2 separate regions of the Homo sapiens genome follow, and region 2 is linked to region 1. Evidence: chromatin contacts called from ENCODE Hi-C or POLR2A ChIA-PET data. All regions are on one chromosome and are shown on one strand. Each heading gives the region's core, a stretch centred on a gene start or an enhancer-like site at or near the end of the contact. The rest is flanking DNA. Distances are from core to core; before and after follow the strand shown.

Region 1 (6,862 bases), core at 2,614-5,113:
CCTGTCACAGGAAAATAAAGGAAGACATTGAGTCTGTTTCGTAATTAATGAAAAAGAGGGATGTGCTAGAGACAACACAGTGAGTCAGTGGCAACCCCAGAACTAGAACACAGAGATTGTGACCTCCAACCAGGCTTCTTCCCATTATATCACCATCACTGAGGTGGATGAGCCTGAGATGTCACCATATCCCCTCACCTGCTTCTTCACTGAGACTGATGAATTCCAACAGAAACAACATCCTTTCACAGCTGTTTACCATGAATACCGTCTCAAATTCATTCAGATCTCTTTGTCTCAAACAACACAGAATTTCAACATCCTTCTCATTTATTCTCACAACAGCCTCATTGCACAGCAGGGCTACACAGTCTGCAGGTGTGGAAACTGAGACAAAGTCACCATCTAGAGCCAATCAACCTTCTAGTCCTGTCCTTGTCTCCTTAAACTACGTCTGTACCTCTTTTTATAGTACTTTATTTATACCATGCCTTGAGTTTTCCTAAATTTATGTAAAACAGAGAATAGTACTTAATAGAACTGTTATGAAGATTAAATGAGTTAATATATATAAAAATAATAAGAACAGTGCCTATCACATCGAAAGCACACCATAAATATTAGCTATTTTTATTTTTACTCAAAATTATCAAATGTGTCCAAGGACTTTCCAGTCCAAAGCTTCTGACTGCTTTTTCAATGGGGATGTGTCATAACTCCTAAGCCAATGAGGTCCAAAATGTATTTAACTCGCTCTCCAAACGGGCTCCTTTTTCTGGCTTCACCAGTACTATTGCCACGCTGCAAATCTGACTTTGATTCTTCAACCTTCCCTACCTCCAATATCTAATCCATTGCTAAGTCTGATCAATTCTAGATATACTTGTTCTTTGCTCTCTGTAAGCACAGTCTCTGTAAGCACCAATTACACTGGGATCATTAACATCTTTCTCAATAATTTTAAGAGCCACTGAGACTAGTCTCCCTGCTTTTCTTTTTCTTTCTTCAATCCATTCTTCACACAGCTGCTACCGTGATCTCCCTAAATGACAATTCTTATTTTACTCTGCTATTATATTAGCAACCAAACTCTCATTCAGCCTTAACAGCAGAATAAAGCCTAAACTTCTTAACGGGTACTGAAAGGCTTCTGGACCCAAACTATCTTTCCACCCTTCTCACCACAACATTTCAAAAAGGGACTGACTATTTACTGTTCTCTCAAAACACTGAACTCCTTTTTGACTCTCTGCATTTTCCCATCTCCTTACTTTTGCTCAGACCCTACCCTCACTTAGAGGGGTCTTCTCTTCATCTCCGCCCATAAATGCCATTCTTCATATGCCATTTAGTCATGTCTTACATTATGTCCAAAAAGTGCTTTCTCTATTCCCTTTATAGTTTCAGAGAATTTTATAGCTGGGATCACCTCATCTTACAAATAACCATGTCTGCAAATGCTAAAATCAAGTAATCAAGGTGACCGGCAGGTAGGCCTAGAATTTAGATACAACTTCAAATCTTTTCCTAAACCACATCTTCCCCCTTTCATAGTATTTAATCACACCTTGTCTTGTATTTTAGTTATTTATGTAATTATTCGTATGTTCATTCAATTGTGTGAAGACTAAAGGCAAATGTATTTCAGATACATCAGTTGTATGAAGTAGAACTTCAGATGTTTGTTGAACCTAATAAAAATTGCAACAAGAAATACAGCAACTCAAGATTAACCCAGCTACATGGGGTGGGGGCAGGGGGGTGGTTCGCCGGGGGGAACAAAAGAGTGGGGGCCACATGGCAGCTCCCCTCTGCCACCTCAGAGTAAATGTCACTTTAATATAATAAAGTCCCTGAACATAGCTAATAATTTCTTCCTCTGAGGAAAATAACAGTTGCCACTCTCACAGGCATCTAAGATTAAATGAAGCATTGCAGGTAGAAGACTTAACATACGGCCAGGCGCGGTGGCTCACGCCTGTAATCCCAGCACTTTGGGAGGCCGAGGCAGGCAGATTACGAGGTCAGGAGATCGAAACCATCCTGGCTAACACGGTGAAACCCCGTCTCTACTAAAAATACACAATATTAGCCGGGTGTGGTGATGAGCGCCTGTAGTCGCAGTTACTCGGGAGGCTGAGGCAGCAGAATCGCTTGAACCCGGGAGGCGGAGGTTGCAGTGGGCCAATATCGCGCCACTGCACTCCAGCCTGGGCAACAGAGCGAGACTCTCAAAAACAACAAAACAAACAAACAAAACACTTAACATAGTGCCGGGTATATCATTGCTGGTACATCATTTCTAGTCTTGGCCTTCCTCTCCTTTAATATAGCCTGTTCTACTATCCAGCCCTGCCATGACACTCCTCTGCCTTAAAACCTTCCACTCTTCCCACCACCTCCCTTACTGGATCAAGTCCAAACTGTTTGGTCTGGCCTTGTAGAAGCTGCTTCCAAGTCCTATCTCAGCCCAAGTTGCCTCTCCAGGCTCAGCACCTGCTGCTTCCCACCACCACCACTAGGGTCACATCAAACTGTACTTGGCTCCCTAAACACACAAGTTCTGCTAGGCCGTCTCATTCTTGTGAGTTTTCACCCATAATATAGTGGAAAAGCATTGGTTTTAAAATCAGACTTGGGTTCACTTCCAGCTCTATTACTTACGAGCTCCGTGACCTTGGGCAAATCATTTCTACTCTCGGGGACTAATTCCTTATTTATAACGCTACGACCAATTGTGTGTGTGTGTGTATATATATATATATGACCAATTGTGTGTGTGTATATATATATGGTATATACATATATATATATACACCAATTGTGTATATATATATATGGTATATATATATACACACCAATTGTGTGTGTGTATATATATGTGTATGTGTGTGTATATATATATATATCCTACCTTATAGTGTTGCTGGGAGGATTCAATGAATTAATGCATGGAAAGTAATTAGCATCCTGCCTGGTATCTAGAAAGGACTTGATCATGTTAGCTATAATTAGTAGGGTATGTTTCTACTTCACTCCTCACAGCACTAACTACATTGTACTGTGACTGCCTCTTTATGTGTCTGTCTCCCTACTGGATTGTAAAGTCCATGAAAGCACGAAGTATATCTCTTCCAGCGTTATGTGTACACGTTAATTACTGAAATGATATCTCTTGAATAAACGAATGCTTTAAATGGGTCCTGTTACCAAACACCTTCCCAAGGCTGTGAGTAGATGCACGCTCCAATATTGTCTCATTTTCCCGCGGCTTCGTCACCCCACTCTATGCACTCTGCACCGGTGATACCACTTTAAGGTAGATGACCGTCTCCCTCGACTGTGAGCCCCTAGGGTTGTATACTCACCTCGCATGCAAGTTTGAGGATTAAGCGACATAAGCTAAGTAAAATGACTGGTTGGTGCTTAATAAAATGTATCACTATTATTCACGGAAGGAGAAATAGGTCGCTGTGGAGGGCGAAAGGGGGAGGATTCTAGAGCCACTGCAAGATGCGACAGGGTGGGGTAGAGAGGGGAGGCGACTCCCAAAGCTGCGGAGGGGACCTCCGGGGGTCGACCTGTATATGCGTTGGAGGACTGGGGAGGGGGGCCCGGGTCCCAGGATCCGCGGAGCCCAAGGGGGGCTAGGCCCAGGCCCGAGAAGCCGCAGCCCCATGTCTCCCTTGCCTGTCCTCCGGATAGCCTCACCTCATCTACTTTCAGCTCCTCTAGAGTGGGCAGCTCCACTATCCCCGGCATGACGGCTGCAGCCCCGACCCCGACGAGAAGCCCTCAGCCGCGTCGCCCCCGTCTCCTTGAACTCCCCTTTCGACCGCCGAGTGCCACACGGCGCCTGCGCATGCGCATCCGGCAACACGCAGGCGTATTGCCCTGCCCAACCACGAGCGAGGGAGCGTGCGCAATACCAAGAACTTTTCAGCCTCCAGCGGGGTGGGGCTTCGATTCGGCTCCGCCCACCCCTCCAGGTTGTCATAGTGATGCCGTATCCACTGAGACTCCGGATCCTAACAGCTGGAAGCTAAAAACAGGCGCCATGGAGTACACAGGGAGCAAATATATCGGGGAATATGTAGATGGGAGGTAAGGGGCTCATTTGATTCACTTACTATACCTTGAATAGCTGTGACTGGAAAAAGACGGCTTTTTGCTTCTGCGAAACACCTTGTGCCAGGCACTTTCACAAACTTGCCCGAGTAATTTTTTCAAGGACCATATCTAATAAGCAGCAAAGCTAAGATGCATTCATTCCATATATACTTATATGTGTGTGTGCATTGACTGTGTGTGTGTGCTATCTGCCAGTTTTAAACATAGGAATAAGAATATTTAAAATGTCAAGATCCTTGCTCTTATGGAGTTTATAATCCAGTTGGAGATGTATTGCCAATAAACAAATAAGTGATAAAATAATTACAGATAATGGTAAATGCTATAAAAACAAACACGAAGATTAGGGAAGAGAGACTGGCTAATCTGAATCTACACGGTCGCTTCCTTCCAGGAGGAGTTCACGATCTAGGGATTATTATAGAGGATTATATACACAAATCACTGTAGTGGACTAGTAGTAAAAAACAATTCAACAGTTTTTTTTTCTTTTCTTTTCCTTCCTTCCTTCCTTCCTTTTTTCCTTCCTTCCTTCCTTCCTACCTTCCTCTCTTTCTTTCTTTCTCTCTCGTTTTTGTTTTATTTTCAGACAAGATCTCGCTCTGTTGCCCTGGCTGGAGTGCAGTGGCCTGTTCACTGCTTACTGCAGCCTCAACCCCCTAGGCTCAAACAATCTTCCCACCTCAGCCTCCCAAGTAGCTGAGACTACCGGTGTGCACCACTACCCCCAGCAAATTTTTCAACGCCTTTTGTAGAGACGGCATCTTGCTATGTTGTCCAAGCTGGTCTCATACTCCTGGGCTCAAGTGATCCTCTTGCATGAGCCACCGTGCCCAGCAATTCAACAATGTTGAGTGGCTACCGAGTACCAGGCCCTGTAATTGACTCTGGGCACAATCCCTGTCTTCAGAAAGTTCATTCAAACATGATGCGACAAGTAGACATAACAGATAACTGCGATTCAGTGTGGTAAGAGCTGTAGTAGAGAGAAGCAGAGGAAACACAGAGGTGGCCACTCTTTTTTGCCAACCACCCTGGATGAAGAAAGTGGAATCTCTGTTTTTATAGCTGAGGAAACCAAGGCTGGACGATATGAAGTGGTTTGCTGAACCAGTGCTAGTTGTCGGGACTGTGAAGCACTCCCACCTTGGGGCTCTGTATTCACAAGTTGGTGGAATTCCAGGGCATTCTGAGTTAATAGGAAAGAGGGATCTGTGGTCTGGACAGGGATAGGAGATAGATTCCTAGAGAGGGTGGTAGGAATGCTATGGGATGCTATCTCTCTAATCATTACATCAATTTTGCAAGGAAGATGTTATTATCTTTCCAGGTAAGAAAGGTGACCCTTACAGGGCTTGAGACACTTATCCTACTCAGCAGGTAAGTGGCAGAGGTGCTTGGTGTGTACTCCCTCTCACTACTCAGTGAGATAGTTCAGGCTGACCTTGCAAATAAAGGAACAGAAGTTAGGAGAAGCAAAATGACTGGCCCACCATTATGGATACACAGCTAGGAAGTAACAGAGTCAGGATTTGAACCCAATCCTCTGTCCAAACCACATTCTTACTTTTCACAAGGCTCTGCTACAGTGAAGGTGGTAGAATTTTGGCAGATAGAGATGGGGTATTGGGCATTTTAGGCACAAAAAGTTGAGAAACTACATTAATTTTCGATGGGCTGTATATGGGTGAGAGAGAAACACACAGACAAGGTAAAAGACGGAAGGCTTTCAACCATTTGCCTTTGGCCTTCTGTGTATTTTCATTGGGTTTGTGTGCTGAATCAGCCATTTCCATGCTTTGGCCCTAGGAATTTGGGCTTTGCTTGAGGTTGTCTGGTACCTCTGTAACCACGATAGGGATTCCCAGACCTGAACAGGGCTTCCCAATTTCCCATAACTAGCAAGAAGTCAGCAGTTTTTCACTTGTTATACTTCTTTTCATAAGTTGGACATGTGTTGTTCTGTACTGATTTTGTATTTTTAACAACAGTTAACTAGAATTCTATTTGGGGCATCTCAAATTTCAGCATGTAATGAGAGGATGAGACAGGTCTGGGCTCAAGTCTGCCATTTGCTTGTTGTACACTTAATTAACCATCCATACCTCAGTTTCCTCATCTGTAAAATGGGAAAGCAATGCACATTCAGCAGCAGTGTTCCAAGGAATATGTAATGATCATATATGGATGTTATTTACAAATGGTAGATACTCAATCAATTTTTTTTAATTTAGGGAGGGGATATTTTCCTCTTGGAGTTTAAATGAATAGAGTAACCTCTCTATACAGTAGGAAGTTGATATTTAACGTTTGGTTTAAAAAGTTTATGTAGACTCTCCATGGCTGATAGGAACATCAAATGGTACGACTGCTTTGGAAAAGTTTGGCAGTTTCTTGAAAAGTTAAACAGCCATTCCACTTATAGGTATTTACCCCAGAAATGAAAGTGTATATATACACAAAGACATGTATACAAGTACTCATAGCAGCCTTATTTATAATAACCAAAACTAGAAACAAACCCAAATGTCATCAACAGGGGAATGAAGAAACTAATTGTGGTATATCCATTCATTGGAATACTACTCAGCAATAAAAAGGAGTGAACTATTGGTACACAGAACAACATGAATGAATCTCAAAAAATTATGTTAAGTGAAAGAAGCCAGACAAAAAAAGAGTAGATACTGTATGATTCCATTTATGTAAAATTCTAGAAAATGCAAATCTA
Region 2 (6,862 bases), core at 1,586-4,085, 130 kb after region 1:
CTGTGTCAGAATAATGTGGTGAACCTAAAAAAAAAATTACAAGCTTCCCCAAATCACAGGCTCCGAAGCCTCTGCAGAATCAGGATCTCTCCAGGGTGGGGCCCAGGAATCTAATTTTCAAAGCTCCCTGGTGATTCTGATGCACAGCCGGATTTGAGTTCCATTTGTAAGGGAAAGAGCCTTGACTGAAATCAGAATTAAGCACACCTGAGTTTGGGTCTTGGCTCTTGTTTTTCCTCTTGTTACCCCTATGATCTTGGCCTGTTTATTCTTCCCAAGTCTTATTTCCTCATCTGTAAAGTGGGGGTAATAATGCAGTGTTACAGGGTTGTTGTAAGGACTAAAAGGGATAGTAAGAGGTACAGTCCTCACTCTAATCCTCTAAGGTAGTTATTTTTTGACTGAATTGGAAACCAAGGCACAGAGAAGATAAATAACTCACCTGAGGTTTCATAGCAAGTAAATGACAGAGTTGCTTGTGAGGGTGATCAGCTGTTTCCAGTTTTAGTTCTAAAAGCCCTGTCACAGAAAATTCTTCAGCTCCAGGCAAACCAGGATGGTTGGCCACCCTAGTTGCTGGTGATGAATTCCAACTTAGTTCTGTCAACATTTCAAGCTTTTCTATCACGATACTGCTGTTCCTGTGAAAGCCCCTTGTACACTCTTGTCACATTGATAAGAATCCCTAAATGTTTGTTGAATCTGAATTATTATTATTATTTTGAGACAAGATCTCACTCTGTTGCCTAGGGTGGAGTGCAGTGGCCAGTACGGCTCACTGTAACCTCTACCTCTTGGGTTTGAGCAATCCTCCCACCTCAGCCTCATTGCTGAGTAGCTCATCTTCCAGGCACATGCCACCATACCTGCTAATTAAAAAAAAATGTTTTTGTAGAGATGTGGTCTTGCTGTTTTGCGCAGGTTGGTCTCAAACTACTGCCCTCAAGCATTCCTCCCACTTCACTCCCAAAGCTCTGGGATAACAGGCATGAGCCACTGCATCCAACCTGAATCTGAATTAGATAGGACTTAGATTTGGGGCTACTAAGGTTCTTTGGAATTCTAAAACTCTGTAATTTTTCTTTTAGGATCCCTTGACAAGATTGCTGTGGTAACTGCTGACGGGAAGCTTGCTTTAAACCAGATTAGCCAGATCTCCATGAAGTCGCCACAGCTGATTTTGGTGAATATGGCCAGCTTCCCAGAGGTAAGATGGCCTTGCTAAAATCTCTCTCCGTGGTCTCTTTTGGAATGGAGGAGACTGGGTCATATCAGGAGGAAGTGTTCCTTCAGCTTAGGATGAAACAAGAGAGAAGACATAATAAAGAGAACTTAAGGATAAGGCAAAGCTCTTTTCCTGTTGCCAGATTCCTTTTCTGTTAAACTCAGATGCTACAGAGGCTAGGTAAGTTGTTTGAATACCCAAACGGGTCCCATCTAAGAAAAACAATACTGGAGATGCAGTGATTGGTGCTTGGCCAGCGTGAAAAGGCTCTGGTGAGCTGGAGAGCCTGTACCTTGTGTGAGTGGAATGCCTCTGCCCAGCTCCTGCTGATCATTGCCAGGCACAATGTAGGCCTGGTAATCAGTGTTACCTGATACTACGATTTTTATTTCCAGAAGAAGCTAGTAACACAAATTTTTATGTGACATCTTTATTCTGTAAATGTTGATGACTAATTGAGTTTTTTTTTTAAAGACTATGAAGCAAATAAAACAATACTTTAATGGGCCAAATGTGGCCTGAGGGCCACCAATTTGTGACCTCTGCATTAGTATTTGGAGCAGACCCTCCAGGAAGTCCTTTTATACTAGACTGACCATTGCAGAATATTGCATGGAGCACAGTGCTTCCAAAACTGGAAGGTGGGTTGTATTAGGTCATTGCATCTTTGAAGCTTTATGATTTTAAGTGTAGTTGAAGAAGGTAATTGGGCTTTTTGTTATTGGTCCACTAGGAATTGGCCTGGATTAGGAGTCTTAGAGTACCTGGAATCCGGTCCCATCTCTACCACCAACTGGCTGTTTGACCTTGGGCAAGTTGCTTCACTCTCTGGGCCTCCATTTCCTCATCTGCTAATATAAGGTGAAGGAATCCTCCTGTTCTTATTGTCTATTTCAGTAGTTGTATTCCAAAGTCATAGACCAAGGTTGGACCTGTTGTATTTGACAAACTAGGCTAGAGATAGGAGAAAGGGAAAGCCCTTGCTGTGAACACACTGTTTCAAATCAAAGGGCTCTGATAGCTAATGGGCCAGGCACACCTGTGGGTGTGCTGTTACCACTCCCCTACTCCATTCTCCATACTATAACCAGAATGAGTTTTTGAAAAATATATATTGTGCCAGGCGTGGTGGCTCATGCCTGTAATCCCAGCACTTTGGGAGGTTAAGGTTAGAGGATCACTTGAAGCCAGGAGTTCAAGACCAGCCAGGGCAACATAGTGAAACCCTGGCTCTACAAAAATTTCAAAAATAAAAAAATTAGTGAGGTGTGATGGCACACACCTGTAGTGCTAGCTACTCAGGAAACTGCAGTGGAAGGACCGCTTGAGTCCGGGAGTTTGAAGCTGCAGTGAGCTATGATCATGCCACTGCACTGCAGCCTGGGTGACAGAGCAAGACCTTGTATCTTAAATAAACAAGGAAAAAAAAATATATGTATAAAAGATTTTGTCAGTTGTCATTCCCATGCTTTGCCTTTATTGGTGGCTTCTAGCAATCTTTAAGAAACAGTCCAAAATCCTCACTGTGGCCAAGAAACAGTCCAAAATCTTCATTATGGCCTAGATGGCTTTGCTTGATCTTGCCTCTGTTTTTTCAGTTTTGCCAGTCTTGTGCCACTGTCATCCTTGTACAATGCTTTAGCCACATTGGTCTTTCAGTTCCTCAAACACACCAAACCCTTTGCATCCTTAGAGCCTTTGCATATCCTGTTCCCATTGCATGGAACACTGTTGCATGGCTAATTGCTACTTATATTTTGGATCATGGCTTAAACGTCACTTTCTTAAGGAAGCCTTTCCTGACCTCTCCAATCTAAATTATTCTTCCACACTAAGTTCTCCTATACAGCACAATTCTTTTTCTTTATTGCACTTATTACTAGTGTACATTTGTGTACACATTTATTTTTCATCTCACTTTTACTAGAGTGTAAGCTTGGAATGTAGGAATGTCTAATTTGCTCATTGTGTCCAACACCAAACAGTGCCTGGCACATGGCACCATTTGGTAAATTTTCCTTGAATGGATGAATACCTGTTATTAGGTTGATAAAAGGGAGGCACTCATTTCTGATGTTAGTGAGGAACAGAGAAATTGATGAAAAGGGAACTGTCAACTGTTTCTCTTTCTGGGCCCCTCTGAACCACTGAGGCCTCTCCTCCTTGTTCATCTAATCCCGTAGGCACTGTGGGCCAATTTAGGGAATAGCCTCCTAATTACACAGCTTGAAGACCTCATCAGGCAGATTGCTTTTCAGAGCCAGCCACTTCTTTTATTAAATAGCAAATGGCATTCACAGAAGAAGCACCTGATTGGCCACCAGAGCATCTTATGAAGCAGGAGGAGATATTAACAGCTTAATTTTTTCTTAGGAAGTTGGGGTATATCTTCATTTTTCAACTCAGACATCTTTGCCATTTGTTCAAGTTGAAATTCCATGGGTTTTGAAAAAATCCTTACAAGTATATCAGTAGAGAGGTTCATTTACAGGAACAGAATGAGGAAGTGTGAGTTACATTGTCTTTTGAATTCCTTTATCTCGTCTGTTGTATATATTAAACAAATAGCTCTAACTAAAGATTTCCTTCCTCCAGCTTCGAAGCTGACCGTAGAGTACCCAGGTTCATAGCTTTAAAATGCTGAGCTAATCCTGTGTTTATGTAATTTCTGTTTCACATACAGTTGGCTTTCTTTCCAAACCTGAGCATTTCCGTGTCATGCTGTAGTGACACGATGCAGATTTACATGCATGATCTTTTTGAATGCATTGAAGACAGAAAACTGTGTTGCATTTGTTTAACATGTGTCCTGCTTGATAAATGATACACATAGTTGCTGCCTTCCATAAACTTGCCTGCAGCTAGAGTTAATGATGGGAAAGAAAAGAAGGGAATAAAAACCACAGCATGATTTGAACAAAACAAGCCAAATGAAAAAAAATAAAAATAAAAAACCACGCACAACTCTGCAGGCACCATTATTGCTCTTGCGGAAGGAAGAAAATGAATGTGTATTGATTGTCTGCTTTGTTGCTAGTCTCTTTCTCATGTTTTGTTTCCTATGATCAGTACAGGTACTCTGTAAAATTAGGCATTATTTATTTCATTTTATAGATGAGGAAACTGAGACTCAAAGCAGTAAAATATTTCCACTAGGTTTACACTGTTGTGACAGAGCCAGGATTTGAACATATCTCTGTTGGATGTGAAAAAGCCTGTGCTCCTTTCACCATTCGTTTGTTAATTCAGCACATATTTTTTGAGTCCTTGCAAGTGATTAGTTTCTATTTGAGGTGCTGGGAATTCACTGATTATTAAGACAGACTATGTGTCTACTTTCATAGACTACATTCTAAGGACTTACTGGGATATGAAGAAAATGGAAGGCCAGTAATTGATATGGCACTAGCAGAGTTGACTTGAATTTAAATTCTCAAGGACTTGTTCACCTGTCTACAAAAGTCTTATTTTTTTGTTGTTGTTGCTATTTAGCACAGATTAGCTTAGAATAACAAAGGCAGACACTACTAATTGATCACATCACTCTTCTCTGCCTGACGCCCAGATGAGATTTGTGATTTTTCTCAACACTCTACTCCAAGCAGCCACAACCAGTTAGTTATGTCATCATTTGAGAGCAACCTGTTTGCCCTGTGATACTGTCGAGCATCCTTTCCGTGAAGGGATGATGCATAAGAGATGGAAAGTCTATAGGAATGTATGCCCCTTTAGTCTGAACTAAAGAGTTTTTCAGATGTCATATGAGAACATGACTAATTCCCTGAGGTTCTGTGTCCTACCATGTCAAAGGAAAATACATGTAGAATTCAGTAGGTTTCTTTGTAAAATGAAACTTTGATTCATGATTTTTCTGCATATGAAAAGATACAGAAAAGTTTAAGTATAAAATAAGATTTTGAGCCATTTATACATGAGGTAAAGGAAGTGAGTTTTTCTAATACATCTGAACCAGATCACTAATATATTCAATCAACAAGCTTTTACTGAGCACTTACCATGTACCTGGCACTCTAACTTGTACTGGGAAGATGTAAATATTGAAGCATAGTTCCTGCCCAGCTTGGTGTCAGTAGTCGGTGCCCTAGTGCCTGTAGGGGAAGGTTGTATGGAAACACTTGGGTCAGCTTGTGAAAGGGAGGTAGTGGTGATGGGGTGTTACAGTAGTGATTATCAGTCATTCATGAGAAGCTATAGTAGAGGATTGAAAGACTTAAGAATGGACTACCCCTTCACAATGGAGATTCTCTCTTTATTGTTAACTTTAGAATCTGTTTTTTTTTTTTTAAGGAAGATGGCATTTCTTTTGCAGAGAAAAATTAATTTTATTTCTTTTTTCAGCTCTTTTATTACCTTGAGTATAACCTTTATACCGCAAACATAATTCCAAATTAAATTTGGCTATTTAAGAAAAATATCAGGCAAGGCGTGGTGGCTCATGCTTATAAAATCCCAGTACTCTGGGAGGCTGAGGTGGGTGGATCGCTTGAGCCCAGGAGTTTGAGACCAGCTTGGGCAACATGGTGAGACTCCATCTCTATAAAAAATACAAAAATTAGCCAGGCATGGTGGTGCAGACCTGTAGTCCCAGCTCTTCTTTCTTTTTTTCCTCCTGCAGCTACTTGGGAGGCTGAGGTGGAGAGTCACCTGAGCCTGGGAGGTCAAGGCTGCAGTGAGCCGTGATTATGCCACTGCCCTCAAGCCTGAGTGACAGAGTGAGACCCTGTCTCAAAAAAAAAAAAGAAAAAAGAAAAAGAAAAGAAAAATCAAATCCTTAATGTTATAATTACTGAATGCATTGAGCTTGGGGATCTGGAAAAAAGTAAAGGTAGAGCAGCATCATTGGATTAAATCCCTATTCAGTCTCCTCTTAACTCTGCCAGTAACTGGAAGTTTGATGGATGGGAGTCCTCAAACCATCTCTCTTGGGCTGTCAGGGAAGACCATGTCTACTCTTGGGGGTGTGACCCTATTCTACAAGTTCCTCTTCACATAATGAAGAGACTTGGTTATGTCAGAAATCCCTTCCAGCTCTAATAATCTGTGGCCAGAGGTACTATTTTAAGAATGTACTATTTTAGGTAGTGGCCACAATGTTAGATTCTGTGTACAGCCTCCCAAGAGGATTCTTCATGTGTATGTGGAAGTTCTGGTTTGTCTTTGTGACCTTATAGTAACACCTCAGGTAGCCGTAGCAGTAAGGTTATTTAAAAATGAAATGAATGAGTTTTATGGGCAGAGAACCCAGAAAAGTAAAATAGGTGTATATCAACCGCCATTCATTTAAATTAGAAAGTCTAGGAGGAGCTCAAGTGCAGGAATTGGCCTTTGAATCCAAGTGATGTGGATTGTCTCCGGTCAAGCCTAAAATTCTTTGAAAATGTCAGAGGCTTTGTTTTCATGAGTTCCACATTGTCATGCCAATGAAAGGATCTCTAGGATTGCATACAAGGTATAGTTATAATGTTGCTTGAGTGTGAGGTGAGGCACTTTGGGAAATGGGTGTGCCAGTGTGCCAGCTGGCACATTAGTGAGCAAACTGTCAGAGAAACCCCTGAAGGATGTTGGGCAGGTTAGCAGTACATCAGCTACATGAAGACATCAACTCCACCTTGTTTG

Evidence for each region. Hi-C counts contacts between places; a loop is a spot of excess contacts on that map. ChIA-PET counts read pairs that join two places held with the same protein, here RNA polymerase II (POLR2A). Pooled maps may share reads with other maps.
Region 2: a pooled map shows a loop between it and region 1 (2.2-fold over the local background). The contact joins the enhancer-like site here to the promoter of NDUFA8 in region 1. A Hi-C loop is called at or near these places in 1 of 168 maps with a recorded cell type or tissue (esophagus muscularis mucosa) and 1 of 50 pooled maps. POLR2A ChIA-PET finds 5 or more read pairs at or near these places in 3 of 52 experiments (HEK293T, activated CD4-positive, alpha-beta T cell and activated T-cell).

What each region holds. Positions count from the first base shown.
Region 1 is chr9:122,155,916-122,162,777 of GRCh38, forward strand. NDUFA8 (NADH:ubiquinone oxidoreductase subunit A8) reads right to left here and starts at 3,864. Exons shown (of 4, transcript NM_014222.3): 1 at 3,712-3,864. The coding sequence starts at 3,762. It overlaps MORN5 (MORN repeat containing 5), which reads left to right and starts at 3,993. Exons shown (of 5, transcript NM_198469.4): 1 at 3,993-4,104. The coding sequence starts at 4,058. RefSeq lists an enhancer at 3,775-4,069.
Region 2 is chr9:122,284,081-122,290,942 of GRCh38, forward strand. It overlaps MRRF (mitochondrial ribosome recycling factor), which reads left to right. Exons shown (of 7, transcript NM_138777.5): 4 at 1,089-1,207. Among named protein-coding and RNA genes, the nearest start is that of MRRF, 23 kb to the left of the region's middle. Within about 2 kb of position 2,836, at least 2 of the 41 ENCODE cell types and tissues checked have a DNase peak (open chromatin) inside an H3K27ac peak, as active enhancers do.